Linked DNA regions of Homo sapiens: region 1 is linked to region 2. Evidence: chromatin loops called from intact Hi-C (ENCODE). Cell type or tissue: IMR-90. All regions are shown on one strand. Region 1 has its middle 89 kb from the start of PARVA. Region 2 overlaps TEAD1 (TEA domain transcription factor 1).

Region 1 (2,500 bases), 510 kb after region 2:
GGTGGATGGATCACTTGAGCTCAGGAGTTCAAGACCAGTCTGGCCAACATGGCGAAACCTTGTTTTTACCAAAAATACAAAAATTAGCCAGGCATGGTGGTGCGCGCCTGTGGTCCCAGCTACTCGAGAGGCTGAGGTGGGAGGATCACTTGAACCTGGGAGGCGGAGATTGCAGTGAGCTGAGATCACGCCACTGCACTCCAGTCTGGGTGACCAAGTGAGACCCCATCTCAAGAAGAAAAAAAAAAAAAACAAAAAAAAACAAGAGGTGCCCAGTGGCACAGGACACAAAGTAAAAGCTAGTTGTCAGCAAAATATGAACTCCATTAGTTTCCCACCCTCTCACGCACTCAAGCCGCGTCCAGTAAAGACATTGCTGAAGCCCTGGCCCATTCCAGAGGGGGCTGCACACTCTACCCAGCCAGGATTTCTCCAACTCTTGAGCCAAGAGCTCCTCATTGGCCAACTCACATCCCCCTCTGCTGGCCGTTTCCTTGAAACCTTGGTATGGCCCACCGGGGGCTGCCTTGCCTTCTGCAGGGGTCTCAGTCACACGTGCAGCTGGCCCTTAGGGTTGTTTTGTGCGAAGGAGGCTGATGCGCACACCAGCGCCTGAGTTTCAGCATCCAGGCTGCCTCTGGGTCAGGCGCTTGTGCTACCTCCTCTCTGGGCCCTCTGGCAGCAGCAACCTTTCTCGTAGATCCTAGAGGTCATCTGGCAGCATGATCAGCTGGGGAGGGTGCCCAGGGCAGCCACATATCCCCTCCGGCCCTCCCACCTGGGGCTTGGGGCCAGAACCAGCTGTGATGGGGCAGTAATGCCTCTGGACAGGAGGGATGGTACCATGCATTCTGCTCCCAATGGCAATGCCAGCCCTGCTCCCTGAGGTTTTCTTTTGGGCAAAGTAAAGACAATAAAAAAGATGGCTCTCGTGGCTTTCAGCTCTGGGGATTTTCGGGAGACTGGGACTCCATGGTGCAGCTTCCCAGAACTTGGAGGTTTTGCAAGGCTCAAATCCCCCTCAAAGTCTTGGAGCGCCCTCTAGGGGCGGCAGCCTGAGCAGGCCTGAATCCATGTCCTCCCTTTGTACGCAGTCCAGCCAGCTCGCTCCTTGGTTCCTTACTTCATTCATTGATTCAGCAAACAAGGATTGGGTTCCTCCTCCGGGCCAGACCATGCTAGACACTAGGCTGATTGAAATGATCAAAACTCAAGCCCTGCCCTCAAAGCAGCTTTTGTATACTCTCGAGAAACGCTGTGCAATACTCCTTGATAACTAAAGGCTGAGTTTCCCAGGCCCATCCCAGACACCATGGGGCTGCTCAGCAGTCCTCTTGCTCCTGCACCTCCCCCAGCGACCCAGCCCTATTGGGAGGGTCTCCCACCAGCCTCCCTGCTCTCACCCCAGGCTGGGAGCTTCCTGAGGAGGGACTGATCCCCCACACTGGTGGCACACAGTAGAGTGGGCTGGAAGCCTTGGGATGGACCCTACACTCATATAGTCCGGGCCTGGGCAGCAGGCTTCCAGGGACTTGGGGAGGGCCAGAGCAGGGCAGTAAAGGCGATGACCCATGTGTGGCAATGCTAGCTCCTCTGCCCTCTGCTGTCGCCGCTGGGGGCTGTCAGAGGATTCAGGAGTGACTCTAGGCTGTCCTCAGATGAAGTGGCCTGCCCAAGAGTGCAGCCCTGGGTCCTGCTCCCAAGGTGCCCCTGTCCCAGCCTGACCTGGTGTGACGGTGGTGCGTCTGGGGATGGTGGGGGAATGACTCACTGGCTGGGAGCCTTGACTCAGAAGGAAGGAAGACCAGGGCTCAGTTCCAACTGCAACAACGTTTCTTGGTAGAAACCCCTGTCTAAGCCAAGGCCTTTCTGGGTCCTCCTCTCCTAGGGTGAGGCTGGAGAGGGAGTGGGTGTGGGGGGAGGTGGAAGGCAGCGATGAGCCTGGAACTGGATGAAGAGTCTCTGCCCCTCGCTCAGGGCCTGAGGAGGTAACTCTGCTCAGTGAGTGCTGCAGTCCCTGGATCCCCGGCCTGCCTAGATGCTGTGAGACTGTGCGTGTTCACTGCGCCCCCTGGCAGGGCCTGCCGCCTCAGCACCTGCCACAGCCCTGCTCTTCCCCAGGACACTGGGACCAAGGGTGACTCAGAAAAAGGAGCAGGTGTGTATGTGTGTGTATGTGTAGGGGTGTGAGTGTGTGTGCGTGTGCATGTGTGTGTGTGTGGATGTGTGGGTGTCTGTGTGTAGCATCCTGTTTTGTGTGAGGCCGTTAATCTGATGGCCCAGTCTCACTCCAGTGTACAGAATCAAATCATAGAGTTCCTGAACCTCAGTTTACTCATCTGTATTTCAAAAAGCTTAGAGGCAATGATGGCTAAGGCCCTGTCTGGGTGAAACTGTAGAATCCTAAGGCTCCATAATTCCTGAGCCAGGGGTGGGGTGGAGGGGGATGGGAAGATCTTGAGTCCCTTGGAAAAGGCTCCCTCTAGTCAGCAGTGGAAAT
Region 2 (2,500 bases):
AGCTCTGGCACACGTGCCTCAAAATTAAATTCTACTATTTTATCACTGGACCTAAGCTTCATGATTTCCTGAGACATACTTAGGCATCTAATTACACATGTACACCACCAAATTCTAACTAACCTCCTTAGCAAAAGTCTCCCAGAGCCCTGCAATCTGTGATACGTACCGCCTAACTCCACCACCAAATCCACAACGCTGCTTCAGGACAAGTGTTGGCGTCCTATAAACCAACAGGTCTAGATTAGAATTCCACAACCTTGGGCAGGCAACGACTCCTTGGAACCCCAGTTTCCCATCTTTAAAATACTTAATAGGGCCTCGTTAGCAGGTTTGCTGTGAAGGATACAGGAGACCTCATTTTGTGAAAGTCTGGCTCAGCAACTGAAATGTGGTAGGCATTCAGGAAATGCAGTCTTCTTTCCCATCTGCCTCCTGTCTTCCCATTGCAGATGTGAGATAAAAAGCTCCTAAGCGTCCCAGCACGGAGAGCCACACAGCTGGCGCCATGAGCCACACAGCAGGCACAGAGGGCCACACAGCTGGCATGGAGGGCCACACAGACTGCACTCAGTCCATGAAAGCTATGAAAATTATCTTCATTGCATGGCTTATAAAAAAGCTACAGTTTCCTTTCCTATTTTACCAACAAGCCACCTGAAGTTGCCTTCTTCCCACAAACAATGAACTTAAACCAAGAAAGAGAAGCCTTTCCTCATTATGCCTAAAAACAAAGCTGCTCTGACTAATTCACATTCAGACTCATAATCCTTCATCCAAGGGCCTTTGCAAATGCCAAGACCCTCAGGGAAGCAAAATTTCCTCGAATGTACAGGGGCTGAGAACACTCGGGGTTTCAAGATGACTAATCATGGAAATGTACTATAAACAGGGAATATTAAAGAGCTTAGAAAGCCTCTCGGGGAAAGGGGGGAAAAATCCTCACAATTCAGGGCTTGGTGGAGAGAACAGCAGTTTTATGGCAAAACAAAAAAAAAAAATACAGGTGAAAATGTTAGGCAGGCGCAACTTCTGTTTTCCCAGAATCCAGGGCCCGGGTTGGGCTGGGTAGAGAGAAGTCTCCTCGGCTTCTTGCTACCATGGTGTTTTTTTCTATCTTGACAATTCACTTCCCCAACAGGCATGCCGCCAACTCAAATGAGACTCAGAGCAGTGAAAAGCCCTTCAGGTAAACAGTGTGATAAGCTAAACTGAAAAACTAGACAATGTTTTTGGACTATGAGGGTGTTGCTATGGAGACAGTTGCTAATTAACTGCTTTCAACCAGGAGAACAAAGGGCTCGGGGCAAGCAGGCCTCGGTATCTCCGAGTGAGCAATGCTTCCAGCCTTGCGCAATCGGCACATCGCTCATATCTGGAATACCTGAGACCCGGTCGGGTCGGCCACATGCCTGAAGAAATGACAAAAGTGTGTTTTCTTCATCTTGACCTGGATTCATAACACCTGGCCACCAGAACCTCTCAGGGAAGGAAGCAAGTGGCACAGGGAATGCAGATTCACAGGAAGCAAGGCCCCTCCACCACCAGTCAGGCACTTTCCTAAATAGTGTTTTGTCAAACACTATCTGTGAAGGGTCGGGCGGCGGTGAGATGGGGGGAACATGTAATTGTTTTAAACTATATATTTTACTTTATGGGCTTTAAGTTCAAAGGGCAGAGATAAATCTCCCCTTCTTCAGGATTCAACTTCCTCGGGTTAAAAAAAAAGTGACTGGATTTTTCTCAAAAAGAAATAATAAAACCCATCATTATTCCATATTTCGAAGTCCCACACACATTGTGGTCACTCAAAAAGTAATAACAAAAAAGTTAATTGTAATCTGACTTATCACATGAATTTTTCTCCTCCAACCTCATCCCAGGCTGACTTGGCTGGTTCAGATGTGGTCTCATCTTAGAGGCTAAGTAGGTGCCCTGAGGCTGAAATGCTCTGTTCTGAATGGGTAACCTTTGAGCTATATCTAGTTCAAACCAAAGATCTATATTCCCTTCACAAATACTTAAACTCAAGTGTGAAATGTGAACAGGGCTTGGCATAACCACCTCAAGTGACTCAAAAATCTAGTGAGGGCTCTGTCTCATTCCACAGTGACCTGAAGGTGCCCATTTCAGCCCTCAGTCTAATTATATTAAACATATCTACATTAAGCCAAACTCAACCAAGCTATTGTGTGATACATTCTGCCTCCCCACAACAAAATCAAGTGATTTCCTTTTTTTACACTCTTAAGAATCACCAATCAATACAGCCTGTGGGCAACCCACCTTCATCATCTGAGGCATCATCTGGATTAAGCATGTTATGATTCTGAATGAAATACAACCATACAATTCTTGGTTTGACTCTGTGGCGACAATGCACATAAACATCTTCAGGAAAGTCCAACCATCTTCTGGCATCACTGAAAATCCACCTAAGAGCATGGGCTTTGGAAGCAGACACGCTCAGGTTCAAACCAAGGCTCCAACTTAGTATTGC

Evidence for each region. A loop is a pair of places that touch in the nucleus more often than their neighbours do. Peaks named below come from ENCODE experiments on the same cell type or tissue, not always from the same donor. Only the 100,000 strongest peaks of a DNase experiment are listed, where the experiment ranks them.
Region 1: it touches region 2 in a loop (4-fold over the local background); 2 of 110 quality-filtered maps call a loop at or near these places.

What each region holds. Positions count from the first base shown.
Region 1 is chr11:12,287,319-12,289,818 of GRCh38, reverse strand. It overlaps a transcript of MICAL2 not described here. Among named protein-coding and RNA genes, the nearest start is that of PARVA, 89 kb to the left of the region's middle. In IMR-90, CTCF peaks have their summits at 1,043 (motif pointing left) and 2,078; DNase peaks (open chromatin) are centred at 1,078 and 1,808; H3K4me3 peaks cover 674 bases; H3K27ac peaks cover 2,213 bases.
Region 2 is chr11:12,801,604-12,804,103 of GRCh38, reverse strand. All of the region lies in intron 3 of TEAD1 (TEA domain transcription factor 1), which reads right to left. Among named protein-coding and RNA genes, the nearest start is that of TEAD1-AS1, 120 kb to the left of the region's middle. In IMR-90, no CTCF peak of the experiment used is centred here; DNase peaks (open chromatin) are centred at 813 and 1,223; H3K27ac peaks cover 1,375 bases.